Regions from separate parts of the Homo sapiens genome. Here region 2 is linked to region 1. Evidence: read pairs that join two places in POLR2A ChIA-PET (ENCODE). Cell type or tissue: Panc1. All regions are shown on one strand. Region 1 overlaps IFT56 (intraflagellar transport 56). Region 2 overlaps UBN2 (ubinuclein 2).

The links. Peaks named below come from ENCODE experiments on the same cell type or tissue, not always from the same donor. Only the 100,000 strongest peaks of a DNase experiment are listed, where the experiment ranks them.
Region 2: POLR2A ChIA-PET joins it to region 1 with 6 read pairs; 2 of 35 experiments call an interaction of 5 or more read pairs at or near these places.

The regions. Positions count from the first base shown.
Region 1 is chr7:139,164,238-139,169,237 of GRCh38, forward strand. It overlaps IFT56 (intraflagellar transport 56), which reads left to right. Exons shown (of 18, transcript NM_024926.4): 9 at 895-997; 10 at 2,603-2,658; 11 at 4,107-4,160. Among named protein-coding and RNA genes, the nearest start is that of IFT56, 33 kb to the left of the region's middle. In Panc1, no CTCF peak of the experiment used is centred here; no DNase peak of the experiment used is centred here.
Region 2 is chr7:139,241,021-139,246,020 of GRCh38, forward strand. All of the region lies in intron 2 of UBN2 (ubinuclein 2), which reads left to right. Among named protein-coding and RNA genes, the nearest start is that of UBN2, 12 kb to the left of the region's middle. In Panc1, no CTCF peak of the experiment used is centred here; a DNase peak (open chromatin) is centred at 2,161.

The sequences.
Region 1 (5,000 bases):
AAATATGTGCCATTTAGCCCACTTTTGCTCATTTAATCCTCATAATAACCTGAAAGGTAGGCATTACTAATGCCATTTAGAGATGAGGAAACAGGCTCAGAAAGGTTATATAAATTCCTTTATGGAGTTTTTGATGCAGAATGTCTGCCTAGAAAAGAGTTTTGTTAATTATTGGGTACTTTAGGAGTTTTCTGCAGTTCTTATGAAGAGGAAAAGAGAAGTACACAATAAGGGTTATGCTTTTATTCTATTTCTCATAGTTATAATTTTATTTTTAACTCTTTTTAATTTAAATGTTTGTGAGTATACAGTAGGTGTATATTGTTATAATTTAGATCACGGCTTTCTTTCAATGAAGTCAAGGTCATATGCATCAATAGAGCTTCAAAAATATATTTGTCCTTTCAAAAAATAACCAAGTGCTGACTATACTAGTCGCAGTTCTCGGGGCTAGGAATACACAGTAAATGCAAAGTTCCTTGCCATATCGAGCTTATATTCTGGTGGATGTAACAGATAAACAGATAAAGAAATATACAATAAAATAAAGATATAAGGGCTATGAATAAAAAAGAAGGGCAAGGGTATAGAGAGAGTGATAATGGAGGTAGGTTTTACATAGGGTTAAAAATAAAATGTTTAATTATGACAAGGCTGTTAAGAAGGATCAAAAGCAGAGAGGAGAGAAAAGAAGAGAGAAGGTAAGAAGCATAGGGATTAGGTAGGCAATAATAAATTCAGCCAATAGTAAAAGTTCTCAATATATCAACTGATTCCCAGAGCTATTTTAGTTGAATATCATGAACCCAGTTATATATGCCAGCTCCTTAAACATTGTCACCAATAAATATATACATCATTGTTGCCATAATAGCATGATTTCTGTATCTCTAGGTTGTTTTCCGAGGAGGTGAAGGGGCTTTGCAGGTTTTACCTCCCCTAGTTGATGTCATTCCTGAAGCTAGGCTAAACTTGGTGATTTACTACCTTCGTCAAGGTAAGAAAAATTTGTCCTGGTCTTACTTACAATGAGATATTTTAGAATAGTTAAATATGTCTGATGGAACTATTTGCTTCACTTTTTAAATCCATACTTCCAAAAATATATTTGCAACAAGTTCATAGAACAAGTTTATTGGTGGTTATTTGTTGTGCCTTTTTTTATCCTCTTTCCTCTTCTGTCGCTTCCTACCTTCTCCCTCATTCTGTTTTTTCTTTTTTCCTTTTATTTTGCTATCCTTTATTCTCTATCCATTCTTTCTTTTTCATTGTTTTTCCTCCCCTTCCCTTACAGTTCTTTTTTCTTTTTCTAGTTTCCCCCACTGCATTATGTACATTCACATTTTCTTGTGTCTTTTGAAAAAAGTATTAACTGTTTCTTATTTGCTTTGATTGTCTGCCTTTCCGTTTCTTTGTACCCCAGGCTGCTTATGAGAAATACTATGATTCAAAGAGGATGTGATATTTATTGCCCCTAAGTAAGATTGAAATTGTCAGACACACGCCTAAAGCAGCCTTTTCTAACAGCTATGAGTACAGGGTAGCAGCCACCATGCATTTGTGGTGGCATTTGGTCATGGGCCCTGGACTAACAATGTGGGCCTTCTTAGGTGCATGGCAGAAACCAACCAGGACAACATATTCCTCATGGAGGAAAATGTATTTATTAAAATAAGAATATGAACTTGCAAACAGTCCTACTTTATTTTATTTGTTTATTTATTATTATTATTCTTTTGAGACGGAGTCTTACTCTGTCGCCCAGGCTGGAGTGCAGTGGCGTGATCTCCGCTCACCGCAACCTCTGCCTCCAAGTTTCAAGCAATTCTCCTGCCTCAGCCTCCCAAGTAGCTGGGATTACAGGCATGCGCCACCATGCCTGGCTAATTTTTGTATTTCTAATAGAGACGGGGTTTCGCCATGTTGGCCAGGCTGGTCTTGAACTCCTGATCTCAGGTGATCCGCCTGCCTCAGCTTCCCAAAGTGCTGAGATTACAGGTGTGAGCCACCGTGCCCGGCCTCTCTTTTATATAAAAGCAAAAAGAAATATGTTTTGGACAAGAATGAAATAAACAGCTTATATATTTTATAAATTATTTTTATTATGGAAAATTTCAAACATAGACAAAAATAAATGGTACAATAAACACCCAAATACTCACCCTGGATTCAGCACTTTTCAAGATATTTCCAGTCTTCTTTTTTCATCACCTCTTTTTTGTTCCTGAAATGTTTTAAAGCAAATCTCAGACTTCATGTCATTTAATTCCTATATACTTAATATATATATATATGTATCTCTTTTTTAAAGAAATCATTGCTTTTCTTATCTAATACAATGCCATTGGCATAGAATGCCTCATCCATGTTCTTAGCTTCAACAATTTTTAAGGTACTTCATGGCTTAATATGAGTTTTCTAAGGATATTTGGTTATTTTTAGCATAACTACTCAACACCGAACATGGAGAGTTAGAAGACAGATAAAACAGATCATATTTCCCATGAATATTTAAGTACTGAAGGATCTTATCTTTTGGGAGGACTGCTTCAGGAGGGTTTTCTGGAATACAGACTAGTATAATTACTTTGTTGTATTTCAGATGATGTACAAGAAGCTTATAACTTAATTAAGGATCTGGAACCTACTACTCCTCAGGTAACTGAGAATGTTTTATATTTTTACTAACCAAGTTCTGCTAAAAGTGGAACTTCAGAAATTTAGTTGGAAGTCATATTAGAGAAGATTAGGCAGACTCCTGCCTGTAGAATCCCAGGAAAAGACCATATGTATTCATTCAGGAATGTTATATGCGACTTGTGATATGAGAATGAATGTTCTAGGCTTTTTGATGTTTTTAAACTCCCTTATATGTAGTCATTTTGTCAAAAAGGGTAAGGAAATTTGGAAAATTCCTTTAGTATTTGGAAATATGAAAATTTAGAATTCTGATGAAAATAACAACTAGATACATGCAATTATCTCATAAATTGTCTGTAACTTGTCTTTCTTCCCCATTGGATCGTTAACTCCTTGTAGTCAGGGACTGTGTCTATATTGTATCTCTAACACTATGTGCATAAAGTATATAGTAAACATTCCATTTATTGAATGAAAGACTGAATGAAAAATATTTCCAGACCCCATGGAGTTTAAACAAGTATATTTCTCAAGTATATTAAAAGATTGAGCTTCTTTCATGCTGTTCTTTGTGAGCTCTCTTAAATGAAAGATTGATAAAGCTGCTAGCTAGGGAGGGTATCTATTAAAGAATTGATCCAAGTCTGAAAAAAGGGATAGAAGTGAGGCCCCAGGACTCCAAAAGAGAGAATACCTTATAAATGGATATCAGAGGACACTTTTTTTTTATTTAGGAAAAGGATTACTAGCAAAGAAAAGTTACTATAACATTGGAAAGGGGCCAGGAGTGGTGGCTCACACCTGTAGTCCCAGCACTTTGGGAGGCCAAGGCAGGTGGATCACCTGAGGTCCAGAGTTCGAGACCAGCCTGGCCAACATGGTGAAACCCCGTCTCTACTACAAATACAAAAAAATTAGCCGGGTGTGGTGGCTGGGGCCTGTAATCCCAGCTACTCGGGAGGCTGAGGTAGGAGAATTGCTAAAACCCTGGGGGTGGAGGTTGCAGTGGGCTGAGATCACGCCACTGTACTCCAGCCTGGGCGACAGAGCAAGACTCGGTCTCAAAAAAAAAAAAAAATTGGAAAAGAAAAATAATATATATGATATGGTCACAGAGAATGGCAGTGGTTGAGAAGGTAATAAAAATTATTATATCAACATTTTACTTTTTTTTCCATAGAATTGAAATAAAATGAAACTTATCTGCTGGAGCTTCCACTAAATTATTTTTGCTTAAGATTGAGAATTTACAAATATGGTAAATTTTGTTATATAGATACTTGGCTGCTGGAAACTAAATGAGTGTCTCCTAATTCTTTTATTCAAGCCAGGGATAGAACAGAGAAAAGTAACTGTGGGTAATCTTTGATACTTTATATAAAGTATTGAGTTAATGCAAGGAGTTAATTTGAAAATGATCTCATAGCTCCACATTCCTCTTAATCAGTGTTATTCCATGTTTCTAGGAGTATATTCTCAAAGGAGTGGTCAATGCAGCCCTTGGCCAGGAAATGGGTTCAGTGAGTATGAAATCACTGATAATCTATAGGTTGCAAAGTTATAAGTGTATGGAAGAGAACAAAATGACTATCAAAGTGCAAGCAGCAATAGGCTCTCCTGTAGCTCCTTTTATTTCTCCATATCCCCCAATCCAGACTCCACTGAGAAAAGAATGTTATGTTATTTAGAGACAAAAAAAAAAAACAAAAAAAAAACTTGTAACCCTAAAGACTCCTGCTTGTTTAAAAGGGTCCAATTTTTAAATAGCAACTTATTTAATAACTAACTTAAAAATCATTGCGCAACTTCATTCTTATTTGCAGCGACTTTTTTTAAACTTACATATATCTAGCTATAATTTTGGCATCTGTAAAGTAGGGAAAATTGTTTCTCTGGAGAAGTTATTTTTATAAACACCAAAACACTGTCTAAAATTAAGCTCTTATCCATCTTAATACAGCGTTCTTTGTTCTTTTTGGAACAAAATGGGATACAAATAAATCTTTTTATCTCAAGTTCATTCTGCAGTGCCTTGTATAGTAGATAGGCAGCAAATATTTATTAAATAAATGAGTTTAATAAATACTCCTTGTTATATCTACAGCTCCTGTTCCAAGGTCTGATATATGGTAAAAGAGCAATAGGTATTTGTAGAATGATTGAGTTCATTTAATGAAGTTTTAGGATAGAATTTAAGGATTTGATTCTTTTTCTTCTCCTCTGCCTGTCCCTGCACAGGTTTTAATTCAGTTTCGGGTCTAGTTGTTATGTTAATGAGAATTAGTATTGTTTGGGGCAAGATTTAAAACAAAGGTATATTTAAATCCTGACAAATATGTTAGAACCATATAGTATAATAA
Region 2 (5,000 bases), 77 kb after region 1:
TTAAGGCTCCAAAATGTTTAGGCAAAACATCTTGGTTTCCAATTCAGTTTTTAGATAGTCTGTAGGTAATATATGCCTTTTATGAGGCCACCTATACTCTATACTCAGGAGTAGGATGCTTCAATTTGATGGGTATAGACTTGTTATCTTAGCCTTCTAGGACATAGGATAACCTATAATTGTTGGAAGATTTCTCTTAGTGATTTTTTTCTCACTCCATTACCCCAGCCGTTCTGAAAGATCATACTGTCCTAGAATTGGATATAAATTCACTAATCTAAATGAAAGCACCTAACACAATACCTTGTGCCTAGCAGGGGCTCAGTTAAGACTCTTTGAATCTGAATGACTCTCTGAATAGGAAGACATATATTCTGCCAGGCATTTATTAATAATCATGAAATCACATTATAACTTTAAAATCTGCTTACTGTGCTATATAGACCTTGAATACTATCTTTCACACTTAGTTCTATGTGGTTTTGGGCTCTCAGAGCCCTAGTAGTTTCATACTTCTTTTAAAAAGAAGGGTAAGGGTAGATTTGATAGTAGAAAAGTAATTCTGAGCAGTCTTATAAATAAAACAGTTGACCAAATGGAATAACACTGTTTTCACTCAAAGACAAATTATTCTTCTAAATACTCTTGATTTTCTTGAGACCCTGTCTCTAATAAGAATAAGAATAATAAAATCAGCTAGGTGAAGCGGCCCGTGCCTGTAATCCCAGCACTTTGGGAGGCTGAGGTGGGCAGATCACCTGAGGTCAGGAGTGCAGCCAGCCTGGCCAACATGGTGAAACCTTTCTATCTCTACTAAAAATACAAAAATTAGCTGGGCATGGTGGTGGGTACCTATAATTCCAGATATTCGGGAGACTGAGGCAGGAGAATCCCTTGAACCCAGGAGGCAGAGATTGCAGTGAGCCGAAATCACGCCGTTGTACTCCAGCCTGGCGACAAGAGCGAGAATCCAGCTCCCCCCCCCAAAAAAAGTCTTGATTTTCTTTTGTATAACTTGTAAAAGTGAGTCTTTCCAGATAATGTTTTAAAGAATGGCAGTATCTTGGAATAACTAATTTCTGATGAGTAACATCTTCACAGTAAATACTACTCGGCTAAGTGGAAAGAAATATAATTTTGTCTTAAAATAATTATAGATTATTGTTTTAAACTGTCTTCAAATGTGAAACTGATACCAAGTAGTTAGTTTTGAAAGCATTTGTGTACTGTTTCTGGGAGTTGTAAGAATCATATCAATTACTCATATTATTTTAGTTGATCATCCACACTTGCTGAGGGGTTAGAGCTTCCTTGGGAACTTCATAGGCTGGTTAACCTGTTTGTTTTGGCCTTATGTGAGGTCTGGTCCCTAAGGATCATCTCGATGTAGAGCTTTGGGCAAACTTGTTGACACCACCACAAAGTAAATTCTACTTGCAAAACACAAATACCAGTGGATTTAGGGTTTTGTAGACCAATAATAGTATGATATTACATGTACAATAAAAACATAAAATAATCTTTTAAAGCAAACTGGGGGAGGGGAGAGGGCCTTAAAGGGCAAGGAGGAATTCCTAGCTCAAATAATAATTTCTTTATTGCAGTTACCCATTCTGATCACTTGCTGTGACATGCCCTTTTAATTCCTTGGCCTCTTTGAATTGAATAAATTCTCTTCAGCCTTCTTTAATGCCTTAGGAACAATTGAGAATCAGCAGTTTTAGGGTATTTAGGAGGAAGGACTGGTATCCATATGTGGTGATTATAGAAGTTGTGTATACTATTTTTGTGCTGTGTAGTCAGCTCTTGGCTGTATTTCCACTGCCTTGAAACTCAGCTCCTTTCTATTGGTAGGTTGAAGAAATGGGCACAGATGTAAAGAGATAAGGTGGCAGGGCTGGGACAAGTAGGGAGTCTTGTGACGACAGGATGTTTTCTTCTCACTTATAGGACTGGTGTGTTTTTTAGTAATCAGGGTCATTCTTGCTCTGTCTACTAGAGGTTATCAATGAATGTTGGTTTTTAGTTTGGTTTACTATTAGCTGGAGGCAATTTGGGGTCAGGGGGTCTAGTACTAAGAACATCTTGTTTGTTTGTTTTCCAGTTGAGTGTTACACTGTAATGAGGCTGCATTGGCCTAAAACACTGATTGTCAGGTTAAGCAAGTACTAATGACTCAGTAAGGAATATTCTTCTGAGTCACAGGGAGCTAGTACCTAGAACAGTAGATAAGAAGAAAGTTCTTCACTTTAGATATAGCAAAATTCAAGGGTTTTTTTTTGTTCTTGTTGTTTGGAAAATAAGTTTTGATTTTTATAAGATCTACTTAATTTATAAACTGTGTAATATCAACTGCAGAGGTTCAGAGAATTTATCAAGTAAGACTTTGATTCTGTTGCAGTAAGGGTACTGAAAAAGAGAGTAATTCAACAGAAGTCTTTCTAGTAGGGAAGATAGTATAATCCTTTGCCAATGTAACTTGAGTTTCTTTAGGTTAAATTTTAATATTTGTGAATTAATTTATATGTACCTTTCTGGCAACTGCCAAAAGTTTGGTTCCAGCTTATACAATTTACACATTATTGAATTTTAGCACAGTTAGGGAACTGGAGGGTGGAGAATAGATATGGGGTGGTAAGGCAGGAGGCAGGTCAGGGTTAGAAGTTTTCCAGGAAGGCCACAAGTGAGGAAAAGCAAACTGTACCTAGAAAACTACTCTAATGGCCTCTGTGATGAAGGAGGGAACTGGAGATTGTGCCTTATAGTTGGCAAAAATCTATTTATAAGTGGAGCAATGCCTTTGGAACTCTGGTTGTTGGAGAGTGAGTTAAGAAAGAGCTACTCAGGTTTGGGTGTGTCAAATACACGTTTTCCAAAACTCTTTCCCCACAGTGGGACTGGAAAGTAGAGCCAAATGAGGAGGAGTTCAAAACTTTGGTAGTGAACATTTGGTGGGCCAAACCTAATAAAATAACATTTATTGAGTGGGTAGTACATGTCCTTAATAAAACTCGGAAGATACAAAAGCTAATGATAGAAAGTAAATCTCCTTCCTACCCCTGACTCCCAGCTAACCAGGTCACTCCTTAGAGACACTGTGAGTTTCTTGCCCCAGAGAGCTATGTGTATGTGGGCAGTCACATATTTCAAAGATTTTTTTTTGTTACTGTTCACTGTAAGAGGATATATAAATACAGATAAATGAAAAGATCAAAATAAAAATCAGCAAATCACCTGTAAGTCCACTGCCAGGCAGAACCACTGTGAATAGTTTGATAGTTGAAAGTGTATCCTTTCAGGAGTTTTAAAAATCCATGTGCAATTACGTTTGTACTTTCTTACACTATAAAAAAATTTTTTTAAGAGCCTAGTGTGGTGGCTCACACCTGTGATCCCAGCTACTTGGGAGGCTGAGGCAGAGAAGATAAATGTCTTGAGCCTAGGAGTTCAAGACCAGCCTGGGCAACATAGCAAGACCCCATCTCTTAAAAAAAAAGTTAGATCACCTGAGCAATACATGAATATGTTCCTTTTATTAAAAACAAATTCAAATAATACATATTACATCAAAGTCTTCCTGCACCACTGCTTCCAGTTCTATCCCTTCTCTGTCGTAATGACCATGGTTATCTGCTTGTTGTGTATTCTTTGAGCATTTTATACATATCTATAGATATATATTGCTATGTTTTGTTTTTCATAGATGAGAATATCCTGTTCATATGATAGTGTAAGAAACAATATCTTGTTATTTAGCTATTGTCTCCATAATAACCAGTTAAGTTGAGGACCTTTTCAAATGCTTAGTGAACATTGATAGCACCTTTTCGTGAATAGCCTGAGCTGTACATAACATTTAGGAAACTCTTCTTGTTACCTTCTATATTAATAAATACTCTCTATCACAATTTTTTAAAATTTATTTATTTATTTTGGAGACAAGGTCTTCATCACCCAGACTGGAGTGCCGTGATGTGATCATAGCTCACTGCAGCCTTGACCTTCTGGGCTCAAGCGATCCTCCCACCTCAGCCTCCCAAGTAGCTGGGACTACAGGCACGCATCACCATGCCCAGCTTTTTTTTTTTTTTTTTTTTTTTTGAAAAACAGGATTTCACCATGTTTCCCAGGCTGGTCTTGAACTCCTGGGCTCAAGCGATCAACCTGCTTCAGCCTCCCAAAGTGCTGGGATTATAGGCATGAGCCACCTCGCCCAGCCTACCACATTATTCTTCAATGGCTATTAACATTGAATGGATATGTGATAGTTTGTATAATTTACACTTTTATAATTGATATGCTTTGTGAAGACCTTATACCTGTAAGATCATTTTGAGGGGAAGCATTTTGGTCAGATTAATACTATTATGATCAAATAAAGCTTTAAGTCTTTTATTTGCTCCCCTTGATAAGATTTATACTTATTTAACAATACTAATCATTTTACTACTTAGATTAGATTATGGACTCAGAACTATTATGGTTTCTGGTGGCAACAAACTAGTCACTTTGGCTAGACATAGATGTTCCTAAATCTCTAATTACCCATAAATTGTTTGCACTTCTACATATATCTGATTGTGCCCATTACAACAGAACCTGTTTGTTTAGTTTTCCCAGGTAAATCTCATAGGCAGCTATTTATGCCTAGACAAAAAATATGTTAGGAGATCAAAAAAGATCGTCATTGTGATTTTAATGAGAAAGCATCCTGGAGAAAAGATTGAAAATGTAGGCTGATATGAGAAAGCTGGGAGGATTAAGTGAGTAGCAGGAGACTATCCCAGATGGGGAGAAAGCACAAGGAACAGTAAGAAGGTGTGTTTGGGGGAGAGTTGGTAGACAGTTTGAATGGATGAAGTGTTCATGTTGGAAAATTGTAAGAAAAAAGTTGGAAAGGTGGTTTGAGTCAACATGTACAAGGCATTTAACTGGTGCCATGTTAAGGGTTTTCAATTCTTATAGGTGGAGTGCTTTTGAAGCATTTTGAGCAGGGGAAA